Linked DNA regions of Homo sapiens: region 2 is linked to region 1. A link is a loop called in an ENCODE intact Hi-C map of the cell type or tissue named here. Cell type or tissue: IMR-90. All regions are shown on one strand.

Region 1 (8,000 bases):
AGGTAGGGCAGTGACTTTCATTTATAGGTGCTTAGAGAATGCAAATTCTCTTGTCTTCCTACCTTTTCCTTCTGCAAGCCAGTTAAGCCTTATCATGAGCACAGCCACCAAGCTTTTGAAATAGAACAGACACTCCAGCATCCCTCTGTTAGGATTTCTTGTCCCTGCAGGATAGAAGGAGAAGGTAGAGATGGTTGATAGCCACTATTTTTTAAGTCTAGGATTTTCATCCAAATCTCTCTTCCTTAGATGAAAGGCCACTTGTACATCAGCAAGCTTTCAGTTTGTTTTCCCATTGGCTGCAATTTCACATGATCAATTATATTCTCTTTGATCCATTTTCAATTTAAAAGAAATCTCTGTTGGAACAACATGCTGATTTATTGAGAGTTTGTCAAATTAGGTTGGAACTGGGGATGCCCTGGGACTGAGGGTGGGAGTGGGTGAAGGCTTCATGACTTGGCCTCCAAGCGTGGCCCTGATGTAGCCTCAAGTGCCGTCAGCAAGGCCAGTTGAGGCAAGAGAAGGCCCTGCATCATAGATGGTGACAGTAGGCCTTTGCTAGTGGTTTTATTTTTAAGACTGATCTAGGAGACTTATGAGTATTCATTATACTTTTGTTACATTCACAGAACATGAAAAGCTGCTTTTGGGGAATAACAAGTGATAATAACTGTGGAATACTCTCCTCATCTGCATATTTTAACTTCACATGTTCATATTTTAACTGCATCTTTAACTCATAATGTTCAACTTGGGTTCTCTGTGAATGTTCACTGGCATGCTTTGTTTTGTACACCTGAATAAGAGATTCAGCTGAGCCAAGCTTATAGAACCATCTCGTCTAGATATCAGTCATTATGGAGACAATGCATGTATGGTCATTGCCCTTTTAGCAGCATCTCTTATGACTCACTAGGTAAAGAAAGATTCCAAACTTTTGTAAGACACAAAGGTAAAAGGATACTAAATAAATATAACAAGAGAGAAAAATATATGTGATTGTGAAACTGCCTTTGCAAAATTATGACAGTAAGAGAAATCTGACATAGTTGATTCCCTCTTGCTTCTGATCTCCAAGCTGCCCTTGGTTATTCTTGGGTGTAGGCTAAGCTAACTTCAGAAGGAATTTAGTTTATAGTTTAACTTGAAAGGGAGGATAAGAATAGTCCCTCCCTAAAACTAATCCCTTCCTTGCTCAGGGACCAAAAACTGCCTTTGTAAGACTGACGAAAGGCCACAAGAACAGGATTATGGGAGGAGCCTGAACTCTGCTAAAATGTAAGCACAGTTTTTATAATCCTTTCTTGCTCAGGAGTTATATGGCCAGAGGGTTGTAGAACCCAAGACTGATTTTTTTTTTTTTTTGAGATGTTTTGCAGACTGACTCCACCTGGACTTGTGACTCCTGACTCAACTGACCCTGTGACCACACCCAGGGGCAGACTCAGTGCATGAGGGCCATTTTCCACACCCTTATGATCTCATCCCTAACCAATCAGCAGCTCCCATTCCCTAACCCCTGCCCACCAACTTGCCCATAAAATCTCCTCAACTCAGAGCCCTGGAGCCTTCAGGGAGACTGATGTAAGTGATAAGTAAGTGTAAGTTCTCCAGTGTAGGCCAGCCTTGTGTCAGTTAAACTCTTTCTCTACTGCAATGCTGAGATCTCAGTGGACTGATTTTTTTTTCTGTGCAGGAGGTAGGAAGAACTCATCAGGTGATTACAATCATAGTGGGCAAAAATTTGAAATGATAGAACACTGCTCTAGCATAGTCGGTTTCAAAATCCAGGTAATAATTTTTGAGAACCCACCAGGTTCCTGGCACTTTAATATATGCTAATATATTTTTTAACTCTTATAATGAACCTGTGTGGGAAGACTTACTGTCCTTATTGTTGATTAGCCAATGGGTTAAATTTTTCAGAAAGTTTGCAGAACTAGTGAGGAAAGGTAGAAAGGAGGTTCAATTGAGGTCCTTTGATTGCACTGCTATATATTTTTTCCATGCATTGTGTTGTTCACACAGACTTTTCTGGTGTGCCCCTTTGTTGAGCCTGCTCCCTGGCATCACAAGTTTTTCATATTCAACCATGCTCCTGTCATCCAACATAGAATTCAGGACCAGCAGCAATGGCATGATTCTTCTCAACACTCAGGATTGTGAGTTTCCCTCTCCCTCTTAGGCCAGGATTGATTGTGTCCTCTACTGAACCCATGTCATGAAGCATTTCTAGAAGAAGACCTACCTACCTTTCTAGGAGAAGAGCTGACATTACCACCCACACATTTGGACCTCTGGCCTCCATGCACCATTGCTCATTGAATGCATCTTCCCCACCTCTCATCAGTTAATCCAAATGGTTGGCTCTTTCTCCAACTTGTGGCTTTTTTTCCCTGTCCTCTCAATTAGGACATGTCGACAGCATAGTCCATGTGGGAAAAAAAAATTCCCTAATTTTTGTGTTTCCTACTTCTGTGGATATCTGACTCTACACCATTCTCATTCTTCCCTGAAGTCTCAGAGGAAGCTGTGTTCTCATGTTTAAAACTGGTTTCCCCCACTGAACCATATCCGGTTTCTACTGCTGAAATATACTTATATTTGATTTTTATAGAAAGTCAGCAATGGAATCCAACTATTTTGGATAGATATCCAAACTGCCAGAGCACAGTGATATTTCCACAGGCCCATTCCCCTTGAACTTTCTGAATCTATGCATTTGTCCTTGTCACTCTCTCAGTCCTGTACCTGCACTCCTAATGACTTGCTGGACTTCTTCATCTGAGTGTCTTGGAGTGCTGTAAGTGTCACTCCCATATTCTCCTGCAGCTCTTGTACAGTCTTCTCCCTGACGTCTATATTTCTGTTATTGCTACTATCATTTTCCTAGTGACTCATTCTCAAAGTCTTTATCTTTTACATTCCTCCAAATCCATCTTCACATTTGTCACTGATTCTTCTCTGGGATTCTGCTTCTACCTCTGGGTTCCTTCCTTAGGAATTACAGCCCTCCATTGCAAGAGAGATATCCCCTCTCATGTCAGACTCCCCCTGGAGCCAGAAAACCCACCTCCAGTGACCAGTGGCAGAGGCTTTATCAAGAGAAACATGAAGAACAAGTTTGCCAACATGTGCATTCTCCACTGTTGGAGAAGTTTGTCCACTCCTGTCTTACCCAGAGGGCTTCTCTCAGTCACTGAGAAGACTCAGTACCTGTCAACGAGAAGCGAACATTTTACAGAGAGATCTGGGTACTCCTGACACCTTGCTCAAAGGTCTCTCTTTTCCCCTACTCGCCCACCATACTCAGCATAAAGAGATCAAATGAGTGCAAAGCATTTGAATTCAAATATTCTAAGCCAAAAAGACATAAATATCACCAGACAATTCTGTTCAATAAATAAATACATGGGGAATATACTAACTTTCAAAGGACAAAGTTTCTCATGAAGTGACATCTATTACTTATTACTATTTTGCACCACCTACCTTCACATGGAGCTGCTTGTTGACTGAGCCAGGTCTATTCTCATTTTTGTTCACATGGCTTCATTTTCATTAAATGTCTTTTACTTGCCTTTTGCCTTTGGAAATCTTAGTTGTTCTCCTAGGCCCCACATAAACTTTCAACTTCTCTGGGACTTGGTCCCTGATCTCTCCAAGTAAAAGTGGCCTTTTGCTGGGATTACTCCTCATCATGCTCATTTTACTTATTTGAGACACTTAAATCATTCTCCCACAAATTACATAGATCCTGGTGCTTTCCTACTATATTATCATTTCCTGGAGAGCAGGGACCATCCCATTTCTTTTTCATACTATATCCTCCGTAGTGATCAACATAGTGCTTTATGTAAAACAGATCCTTGAAAATGTAATGAGAGGATGTGGTACCAAATGGAAACAAGATAGGGATGGGAAATGTATAAATTCAGGGAAAATATTACCACTCTTCATCTCCCACTTCCAGCAGACAATCACTAACTTTTCTCACCAGGCTTAGAAATAGTCTCAGAAACCTTCTCGACACAGAGCGCCAGGCAATTGGTTCCAACCCACTGGAGTTTTCATTCTGTTAAAATCAATTAGCATCCATAGATGAAGAGAGAGCATAGTTTTGCCTTTATCTTAATGCTCTGTTGTGCTGGTTAAACATCTCTTTATGTGCCAAAATCTCACTTCATCCAGATAAATAAATTTATGTTTAAAGATTGAAATGTCGTATCTTTCAAAAAAAAAAGCTACTTTGCTCTTCACATATCTCTGCTATATTTTTAAGATTCAAAATCCCTGGTGAAGAGAGGAACACAGCTCCAGCCCTTAGAGCCTTACCTTTAAAAGTAGGCAATTTGTCTGAACCTTTCTTTTCCTCAAACATCCTACCACTGAAAGTACTGCAGTTTCCCGAATTTTGGAAACAAATATCAGAGTGTGATCTCACCACTTACTAAACTAGGCTAAAATGCCTTGGGAGATGTTGTGTTAGATAGCACAGTTGTGTTTTCTATGAACTGCCTCCCATCTTAAAAGAATTTGAATGTTAATAAGCCACATACAATGGTGTCACTGAAAGGGCATATCATGCCTTGATCATTTCTAGAAATGAGATTGAAGCCATGATGATTAAGTGGCTCAAAGGTTTCCATAGGCACGCAAAAAATTATACTGGTTTATTTAATTTGATGTACTCAAGCAACAGATCGCACCTGATACGCTCACAGTCACTTCTTAGGCTGCACTGCCACCTGGTGTCCTGTAGAGGCATGAGTTTCAGGGAATCCTTCAAGGTAGTTTTTAGCTGGATGAATGTAGTCTTAGATTTCAAAAGTGCAAGCAGGTTGTGAAGTATACCATTTTCATTCACTACATTTCTGTATAGGTTTGTTTCTTCATCAAACACAGGGATTAGCTTCTTGAAAACTCATATTGTTTAGGTGTATGTGTGTGTGTGTGTGTGTTTGTCTACATAAAGAAACCTTAATCTGTGAAGAAAATAGAGCTCAGGGAAATAGTGTGAGAGGAACTGTAGGAATCATAGTAAATATAATAAAGACAGAACTCTAAATAAATGACAATATCCATGATATTTTACATATGGAAATAATAATGACTACAGCACCATTAATGTATATTTATTAATCTTAGTATGCTAATGCTGACCCAACTTCCATTTCTAAGGCTGTTCCCCCGCCTGTCTCTTCTAGAGAAGCTGTAAACACTAAACACTCAACTTCCCAGTTGTCCTACATCTGGGGGCAGCCTCTTCCAGTTCTCCTTTTCCTGCCTGGAGTGCCCACTTGAGCCTGGAGATATAGCAGCCCATGAGTTCATGACAATCATGGAAATGAAATCTGACATGCTCTATGTGGCAGAGCAGAAAGACTGAATTTGCCTGGGCTCCAATTAAATTACTGAACTGCTACACCAGCCCTGGCTGACTTCTTGGGAGTTACTACTGTATGAGAAAAATAAACCCCTATTATTTCTTTAAGTTGCTGTTAAGTTAGTATTTCTGTTGTTACTCCAGAAGCCAGTTTCTAATTAAGTAGAAAACCCTGCTTCCCTGAAATTTGAGTGAAATGCTTACACATTAGTTTTATTTTACTTTTTTGCAGAACAGAATTGGTGTGTGTGTGTGTGTGTGCGCACACACACACACACACTGCATCCTCCAGCGAACTTCTCAATGCTGATGTGGTTTTATGACTTCAGTCATTGACAGCATGGTTCTAGCGTCCTCTGAAGTGGAAACTGTCATTTTTTCTTATACTCCTATTGACTCTCCTGTCTTACTTGTGGCAGGGCTGCAGCCTCAGGCATCTGAAGGACAGATAAGCACATTCCAAGGAGGGGGAAGAGCGGGAGCAAAGAGCATACACTTTTGATCCGAAGAAGGCCCGTGTTATGGTTGCAGAGTGAACAACTAGGAGGCTGGCATAAGATGAGACTCTCAGGATAAGCAAGGGCTACATCATGTTATGGATTAGACTTGATATTAAATGTAATGAAAATAGTTTTTACAAAGACTTAGCAGGATCCCAGCAGGATAAAAGTCATATTTCACAAAGATTGCTGTGGCTGCCAAATGGAGATGGATTGGTAGAGGGTAGGAGAAAAAATTAAGAAGTCAATAACAACAACAACAAAAAAACTATAGAGATAGGGAGGAATTGAGGCCAGACTAGGGGGTGGCATTGGAAATAGAGAGATAGTAGATTTGTTATGAACTTGGGAAGTAGAATCAACAGAATTTGGATAGAGAGTTGAAGAGAGTTTGGGCACCAGTGAGGGCGAATGTAGGCACTGATTACTGAGAGATCATTGGAGTAGGGTGGGGAAGGTGAAGAGGGACCACACTGGGGACAGAATAGAAAACAGTTTTGCATTTGCAGAGTTTATAAGACACACAGTGAGCAGTTTGATTGGCTGGCCAGGTGCTCAGAAGAAGGTTCAAAATAGAACTAGAAACTTCAAAAGGACCACACTACACAATTTCCAAATGTTCCTGGTCCACCTGTCCTCCCCCTCAACTATATTTATCATGACTTTTGGTGGCCTAGGTGGGTTCCGTGAATTAATCTTTGAGAATGTGGAACGCAAAGATCTTAGGGGAGAATGTAACACCAGTGTGGTGTTTCAGTGAAGGAAGATTGGCAAGTGCTGCTTTAGAAAATAATTTTAGAGATAGGGTCTCCTTGTGCTGCCCAGGGTGGCCTCGAACACACCTGGGTTCAAGGGATCCTCCCGCCTCAGCCTCCCAAGTTGCTGGGACTTCAGGTGTGCACCACCACAGCTGGCTTGTGCTGCTTGAATTCGGTTAAAATGTAGTCCCAAGGCTCTAATTCATAAGAAACTTGTAGTTATTAAAAGAAACAGAAACTGCATAGTCTAGGCAGCCATCAGCAAATGGCTTTAGGAAAGTGTTGGCTTCTGAGTTTATGTTACAAACTGGTTAGTGCCGGAAGAGCACAGGACTCAGGGTCTTCATGAGCAAGTGGAAGTCCGATGGGACGTTTGTTCTTTATTGTTTTCTTACTGGAATGTGCAGGATGCGTGTACTCATTGTCCACAAATGTGTACCAGTCTCATTCTCTTTCTTCATGCCTTTATTCCTGATCTAGAATACCACTGATTCATTCCTTTGTTCAATAATATTGGTCAAATTCCTTTCCTGTTTCAGGTGCTAAGAATGCAGCAGTGACTAAAACACAGTCTTAGGTCTCCGGAGCTCTCATCCAGTGGGCAGATAGTTTTAGGAGCAAATAGCTAGCAAACAATGTGATGAGGGCTATGCCTGAGCTGTGAAAACAGAAGTTGTTAACTCTGGGGAGGCTGCAGGAAGAGAATTGGGGCACATGGGACCTGGTCCCTGCCTCCCTCCCCAGTATCTTCTGCAGCCACAGCCATTTTCCACCCCTTATGCCTTTCATGCCAGTCATACCAAAGCTTGTCTTCATCCCTAGGTAAGCTCATTTCTTCCTGATCCCTATGATGAGCCACATTCTGGGAGAATATGTCTGTAACTGCCTAAAAGGAAGACAAAACTTTCTTGCTACAGGCAGGTAAAATATAGGCTGGAATAAAACCCAGTCACCAGAACCTTGTTAGAAGTCTAAAGAAGATGAAAATGGGTAAAAATAACTGAAAATACATGTGAAAATTAAAGTGAAAAATAAGATACAAAGCAGTTAAAACATAGTAGAATGAAATTTAGAGAAAAGTGAAATAATGTAACAATTTGAGAGATTATATTAGTTAAGGAAAGGAATGAGAAAATTGATAATACTGCACATAATTGAGTGGATAAATTTATTTTAGAATAGGAACAGTTAAAGATTAAAAATATGAAGTTAAAATATGGTAAAGGATTGAAGCTGGATAAGGTAAGGTATATATTATGAAACTTTAGAAAGATGTAAAATTCAGCTAAAACCAGTTAATCTAGTTACCATCACCTTATGTAGACTTTCCAAATTTCTCATAAGTAATAATAC
Region 2 (8,000 bases), 600 kb before region 1:
ATATCATCTCACACCAGTTAGAATGGCAATCATTAAAAAGTCAGGAAACAACAGGTGCTGGAGAGGATGCGGAGAAATAGGAACACTTTTACACTGTTGGTGGGACTGTAAACTAGTTCAACCATTGTGGAAGTCAGTGTGGCGATTCCTCAGGGATCTAGAACTAGAAATACCATTTGACCCAGCCATCCCATTACTGGGTATATACCCAAATGAGTATAAATCATGCTGCTATAAAGACACATGCACACGTATGTTTATTGCGGCACTATTCACAATAGCAAAGACTTGGAACCAACCCAAATGTCCAACAATGATAGACTGGATTAAGAAAATGTGGCACATATACACCATGGAATACTATGCAGCCATAAAAAATGATGAGTTCATATCCTTTGTAGGGACATGGATGAAATTGGAAACCATCATTCTCAGTAAACTATCACAAGAACAAAAAACCAAACACCGCATATTCTCACTCATAGGTGGGAATTGAACAATGAGATCACATGGACACAGGAAGGGGAATATCACACTCTGGGGACTGTGGTGGGGTCGGGGGAGGGGGGAGGGATAGCATTGGGAGATATACCTAATGCTAGATGACACATTAGTGGGTGCAGCGCACCAGCATGGCACATGTATACATATGTAACTAACCTGCACAATGTGCACATGTACCCTAAAACTTAGAGTATAATAAAAAAAAAAAAAAAAATATATATATATATATATATATATATATATATATATATATATATTAGTCAAATGCCATGCATAGACCTTAGTTGGACCAGATTCTAACAAACTAGAAAAAGAACCTAGCAACCATTTATGACATTTGGGAGATGATTAGATATTAGAACACAATATTTGATGATATTAAGGAATTGTTCTTTGTTTGGCTTAGTTATAATAATAGTATTGTGGTTGTGTTAAAAAGAAAGACCCTTTATGTTCTACATACATACTCTAGAACATAAAGTATGTAAGATGAAATGACGTGATGTCTGGAGTTTGCTTCAAAATGATACAGGAGGGAGGGAGGTTAATGGGAATGTAGAAAGGACACAATTGGCTGTGAATTGATGGTAGTTGGTGCTGGGAATAGCTAAATGGCGGCTCATTATATTATTGTGTTTAATTTTGAGTAAGTTCAAAAGTCTCAAAAGGAAGAAAAAGAAGAAGGAAGAAAAAGAAGAAGGAAGAAGAAGAACAACAACAACAACAACAGCAAGACAATACAAAGGAATGCCACAAAGCAGGACATGGATAAGCATCACATGAATACAAAGTAAGGAATGTATTATTGTCCACAGAGTACAGGAACTTATTGCTAGCAGAATATTCTAAAAAGAGGGGATTAAAAAATTCAACTTGAGGCTGGCTGTGGTGGCTCACGCCTGTAATCCCAGCACTTTGGGAGGCTGAGGCGGGTGAATCACGAGGTCAGGAGTTCGAGTCAGCCTGGCTAATATGGGTGAAACCCTGTCTCTACTAAAAATACAAAAATTAGCTGGGTGTGGTGGCATGCGCCTGCAGTCCCAGCTACTTGGGAGGCTCAGGCAGAAGAATCGCTTGAACCCGAGAGGTGGAGGTTGCAGTGACCCAAGATTGTGCCATTGCACACTCCAGCCTGGGCAACAGAGTGAGACTCCTTCTCAAAAAAAAAAAATTTCAACTTTAATGAATATAGGAGACAGCTCTAACTGACAAATGCATTACTTAATAGATGTCATAAAGGCCCATTTTGAAAATGTTTTGCTTTAAATGTTTTTAGAAAACACCTCTCCAGAGAGTGCAAAAGTTAACTTTAGCCCACACGTTTCCAAGTGAATTTAATTTTGGACCTCCCTTTTAGGACCAGAGAGGGAGAACTAAAGCCAGACCCATTTCCCTCCACACTCTCCCAGTCCCTTCCTTTCTCCCATCATAATCTATGTCTTTGTGAGAGTAAGTATATTTGTTCAATGTGACACCTGCCCCACTGGCCTGAGGTCCTTAAGAGCAGGGACAAGCCACATTCAACTCCGTGTGCCCTGCCAGGGCCCAGGGCTTGGTGTGCTGCAGGGTTCAATAGAGATGAACTAAACTGAATGGAGTAATATTTGGCCCAAGTCTGTGAACCTTCTGTGACATCCTGAGAAACTCCCAAGAGGCCACAGGTGACTGCGAGGGCTACTTCTATGGAGACACTTGGAAGGGGTCCCTGGCATTGGAGAATGAGTTTGAATTAATCCGCTTTGAAGGGATGGCCCATTGGTTGGTTCTTTGATGGCTAGACACCCTCTGTTGGTTCTGTTAGACTGTCTTCTTCAAGGAGCAGTCTTATCCAAAGCTTTAGTTGTGTGAGAGAAGAGGATTTAGAATACTTGCTTGTTATAAGTTTAAGCAGTAACCAGTTCTTGGTTGCTTATTGATCTTTGATCAGAGTTGGCCAATGTGGGTGAGCTCACCTGTACAGAACAGGGCCCACTCAATGGTGCAGTTAGAGTGACCATGCAAAGTTCTGGAATAGGAGCTTCAATGAGTCACTGGCTTAAGATACATCTTTTGATGGCCATCTGGGGAGTCCCCCTACCCCAGATAAGAAAATGAAGCTGAGTCTATTGTCTATAGAAGGCCACTGTTAAAAAGCACATTTGTGGCTGGGCGTGGTGGCTCATGCCTGTAATCCCAGCACTTTGGGAGGCCGAGTCAGGAGGATCACAAGGTCAGGAGATCAAGACCATCCTGGCTAACATGGTGAAACCCTGTCTCTACTAAAATACAAAAAATTAGCCAGGCATGGTGGCAGGTGCCTGTAGTCCCAGCTACCTGGGAGGCTGAGGCAGGAGAATGGCATGAACCTGGTGGACAGAGCTTGCAGTGAGCCAAGATCATACCACTGCACTCCAGCCTGGGTGACAGAGCGAGACCCCATCTCAAAAAAAAAAAAAAAAAAAAAAAAAAGCACATTTGTTTTTTATTTTTGGTTAGTTAGAGAAAGAAAGTCTTCAAGTGGGTAAAGAGTAAGCTAACATTTATTGAGCACTTATTGTATGCCAGGTATTGGTCCAGTCTCCTTTACATACCTTTCTATCTTTAAGCTATGGCCACCACCCATTCAAATGTTTATGGGACAAAACTGGTCTTAAAACCCAGTCCTCTTTCCCTCATAAAGTCATTTGCAGCCATGAGATGATGGAGTCTGATGTTTGTTTTAGTAAACAACGGTTGCCACACTTACAGTCTACTCTCATGATCATAGTGGCTCTGTGACCTTCATCAGATGTAATAATCTATCTTAGGGTTGGACAAAGGTAAGGGTGCTTCCTTTGTGTGGTTAAATGTACGGTTTTTCTCTTCTGTAACAAATGATCACAAACATAGTGTTTAAAACAACTACATTTATTGTCTCCCAGTTGGGAGGTTGGCACAGCATAGTCGGGTCCTCTGCTGAGGGTCTCATGAAACTATAGTCAAAGCATTGGCTGGACTGCATTCTTATCTGGAGAAGAATCTGCTTTGGAGTTCATCAAAATTATTGGCAGATTTTGTTTCCTTGAAGCTATATAACTGAAGACTCCAGATGTTTGCTGGCTTTCAAATAAAGACTTCTCTGAAATCATAGAGACCACACATAGCTCTTTGCCAGGTGAGCTTCCTTGACATAGCAGCCGACTTCTTCAAGCCAGCAAGAAGAATCCCTGACTTTAGGGAGGGCCCTCGCTTTATTAAGTCAGGCCCACCCATGATGCTCTTTCTTTTGATTGACTAAAGTCAACTGATTAGGTACCTTAATTACATTTACAAAACACCTTTACCTTTGCTATATTCTACTCACACTGAAGGGGAGGGAATTATACAGGGCATGACCACCAGGGGGCAGGATCCACAGAGAATTCTACCTGCCAAAATAAGATTGTTCTTGATTCTTATTCTAATAACAGAAACTGCAAGGTCTATAAAGACTGAGAGGTCAATAAAGTTTCACTCTTCCTTGATTCCTCAAAAAAATCAATACCATGTACTACTCAGATATCAGTTGCACTGTTCAGTACCTCAGCAGAAGGTGGCTCCAATTGTCTAAGGTGTTCTCAGTCTCATGGCTAATCGTGTTCCCTTGGGTGTAGACTGAGGGGTTTCCTATGCTGTGAACCTTGCCTGGCTGGGCTAGATGTGTGGGTGGATTATAGGGAGTAGAGGTGAGACGGATTCTTTTTAAAACAACTTCATTGAGGTGTAATTTACAACCATAAAATTTACTCATTTTTAGTGTGCAGTTCAGTTTGTTTTAGTGCATTTACACATTTAAACTATCATCACAATCTAGTTTTGAAATACTTCCGTTACCCTAAAAGTTCCCTTGGGCTTGTTTGCACTCAATGCCTGTTCCTACAGTCAGCCCCAGATAACCACAAAACTGCTTTCTGATTCTATAGTTTTCCCTGTTCTAGAGATTTTATGTAAATAAAACCATGCCATGTGTAGTCTTTGACTCTGACTTCTTTTACCTTGGATAATGTTTGTAAAGTTCATCCATGTTATTGCATGTATCATTAGTTTGTTCCTCTTTGTTACTGCATGGTGTTTTATTCAGGATTTATACATAATTTGCAGGCCAAGTGCAAAATGAAGATGCCAGGTCCCTTGTTCAAAAAGCAGGAAAACATTGTCATTAAAGGTACCAAAGCACAAAGTTTTTTCCTTTCTTCTGCAGTCTTGTTCCAAGCTTGCCATGGTGTTACTTGTTTGCTTTTTAATGTTTTCTCCCCTTCAGGCATGGAGATAGTCTCAAGGTGAGTGTAGACCCTTACAGGCACCTGGGGGCCCATGACTCACCATGCACACATGTCCCACTGCAAGGTTACCTTTCCCATCAACCACTGGAGCAACGTGCTGTAGCTTGGCTGGGGCCAGGGAAGCTGAACCAGGTATTTCCCTTTTGCAAGGGGCAACTGTCCTAACCCTAAGTGGACAGGAGACCCCCCAGGGTGATGCAACCTCCATGCTGGCATGCACTGGGTACCTAGATCTGGTGCATGTCTTATTAGATTTCACTTACAAAACACAAATTCAAAGATAAATTTATTAAGAATTTCAAAATGGTGACCATAGTACATTCAATCCTAAGTTCAGAGGCCCTTCTGAGTGTGGGGCCATGTGCAACTGCACTGTTGTGTGCCATGAAGTTGGCCCTGATTTCATGTATGACATATCGTTTGCTTATCCATTTACCAAATAATGGACATTTAGGTTGTTTCCAGTTTTGGGCCATTATGAATATTCACTTGTGAGTCTTCATGTGGATGTAAGTTTTTATTTCTCTTGGGATACTTGGGAATGTAATTGCCTGGCCACAAGGTGGGTTTGTATTTAACTTGTTAAGAAAATGCCAAACTGTTTTCCAAAGTGATTATACCATTTTGCATTTCCACTAGCAATGTATGAAGGTTTCTTCACATCCTCACCAATTCTTGTTATTATCTTTTTGATGATAGCCATTCTGCTAGAGGGTGTGGTGGTATCTCATTGTGGTTTTGATTTGCATTTTATTAATGACTAATAATACTGAAAATTTTTTCATGTGTTTATTTACTATCCATATATTTTCTTTAATGAATTGTCTGTTTACATGTTTTACTCAATTATTTTTAAATTGAGTTGTTTATCTTATTGGCTTGTAAGATTTTTTAAAATGTCTTCTGAATACAAGTCATTTCAGTTACATTTTGCAAATATTTTCTCCCAGGATATTACTTTTCTTTTCATTTTCTTAATGGTGTTTTTTGAAGAGCAAGAGTTTTTAATTTTAGTGAAGTCCAATTTATAAATTCTTTTTCTCTTATGGTTCATGCTTTTGGTGTCATCTGATTCTTTTATTACACTCCTCAAGGAAGAAATTGGAAGCCACGGTGGCAGTTGCCACTCGCTTACTTGATTTGAGATACTGGGGAATGGGTGTCTCTTCATTCTATTATAGAAACACAAGAGAAAATGAGGGTGATTTTACACTAACCAGGGTTTTGCAGCCTCTCCCTGCTTTCCTCCCCACTGCAGGTAGGCAGCACGTGTCTGCGAAGGGGCTCATGGGCATTGCTTAGGGATGATTGACAGGAGTCATATCCTGACAGTTCCACTCTACACTTGAGAGGGAAAGACATCACCTGGAAATTTCAGGGATGGGGGATCCTGAGGCCCTGTGTGAGGAATTTTTCCAGAAGAGCTCATCTGTGATCATAACAGAAGGGGCATGGTTTGAGGATGAAGTGCTAGGGCCTTTAGTTATTCTTTGTTTCAAAGTCTGAGTACCATTCAAGGTTAAGGATTAGCATGAACCTCAGTTTTAGCTAAAACTGCAAGTGGGATGATAGATGCAATTCTCATAAGTGATAAAGGGATGACTTGGGAAAATTTTATATTATTAATATCTCTCCACTAGTTTAAAAAATATTTATTGAGCCCCTATTATGTACCAGGCACTGTTCTAGGCCTTGTGGATGCATCAATAGAACAAAACAGACAAAAATCCTTGCTCTCGTGGAGCTTAGATTCCTGGAGAGGAAGACAGACAATACATAAAAAGGGAGGAAAATTATGCTGTATATTAGAAGTGATAAGTGCTATGGGAAAAAAAAATAGCAGGGATTGGAGGAGGACTGGGGATGCTGGAGATGTTTCATATATAAAGGTGGTCCAGAAAACTCACTGAGAAGGTGCTATCTGAGGTGGGAAAGTGATATCTGGGGGAAAGAAAAACAAAGGGAGAGGCCTCAGTTAGTGCAGAAGCCCCAAGGTGATGGTGCCCGATGTGTTCAAGGATTTATGTGAGGTCAGGGTAGAATGAACAAGGAAAAGCGAGGCAGGAGATGAAGTCAGAAAGGAAATCTGGCTAGATAATGTACCCCGTAAACCATTGTTAAGTTTTTTAGTTCTCATATAAAATATACTAGCTGGGCGTGGTAGCTCATGCCTGTAATCCCAGCACTTTGGGAGGCCTAGGCAGAAGGATCCCTTGAGGCCATGAGTTTGAGACCAGCCTGGACAGCATAGTGAAACCTCCCTCTCTACAAAAGAATGAAAAAATTAGCTGGGTGTGGTAGCACATGCCTGTAATCCAAGCTACTTGGGAGGCTGAAGCAGAAGGATTCCTTGAGCCCAGGAGATGGAGGCTGCAGTGAGCTATGATTGCACTAATGCACTCCAGCCCAGGTGACAGAGCAAGATCCTGTCTCTAAAAACAAATAAATAAAAAATAAAAAATTAACATAGAGTGAACTTGAACAAATTTTATACAACAATATCAAAATTTGTATGCCATTTGGGTGTATTATAGTTACATTTTCCTGAAGTTATTTCCAAAACAATACAAGGAATTCAGCATGTCGTTAAATTACAGTTGACTTTTTAAAATGGCAAATGATCCTGGATACTGTGTGGATAATAAAAGATAACAAATTGATCTAAAATATTATTACATAGCTGCCAAGAAAGATAAAAATACTGGCCTATGCATAAACAAATAAAATTTAAATACAGAAATGCATCTGTTTTCTTTGAAATAGGTTTTAAATTAATTAGTGAAAAATAGAGATTGGGAAATTACAAAGGATAATTTATTACAAAGCAGGCCATAAATGAGGAACTATGTTACAATGAAGAAATAGATTTTAAAAGCAACTCACCTGAATATGCAATTTCTATATACAAATAAGATGAACACTTGATATTTTTATGTCAACTTGAGTTGTCGGAGTAATATGGATGTTGATTCAAAGAACTATCTCTCCATGTGCCCTGGGAACAGAGGTTCCACATGTTTGGCAGATGAAGCTTGGACACTCTAATTCTCCCTGTGGAGTGGGCTGGGCTCACCTTTGGTGTTTTGTATCCACAGCCCACCATCTGTGAGTCAGTGAAAGAGATCTGCAAGAGGTTCTACGAATCAGGTGGCAGTGTGACTCTTAGAGAAGTTATGGAACACACAGACCAAAACTCAAATAAATACTATCAATCAT

Evidence for each region. Peaks named below come from ENCODE experiments on the same cell type or tissue, not always from the same donor. Only the 100,000 strongest peaks of a DNase experiment are listed, where the experiment ranks them.
Region 2: a loop joins it to region 1, with 6 times the contacts of the local background. A loop is called at or near these places in 55 of 110 quality-filtered maps.

The regions. Positions count from the first base shown.
Region 1 is chr7:31,741,226-31,749,225 of GRCh38, reverse strand. It overlaps a transcript of PDE1C not described here. Among named protein-coding and RNA genes, the nearest start is that of PPP1R17, 58 kb to the right of the region's middle. In IMR-90, a CTCF peak has its summit at 4,750 (motif pointing left); a DNase peak (open chromatin) is centred at 4,745.
Region 2 is chr7:32,343,309-32,351,308 of GRCh38, reverse strand. It overlaps a transcript of PDE1C not described here. Among named protein-coding and RNA genes, the nearest start is that of LSM5, 140 kb to the left of the region's middle. In IMR-90, a CTCF peak has its summit at 3,874 (motif pointing right); no DNase peak of the experiment used is centred here.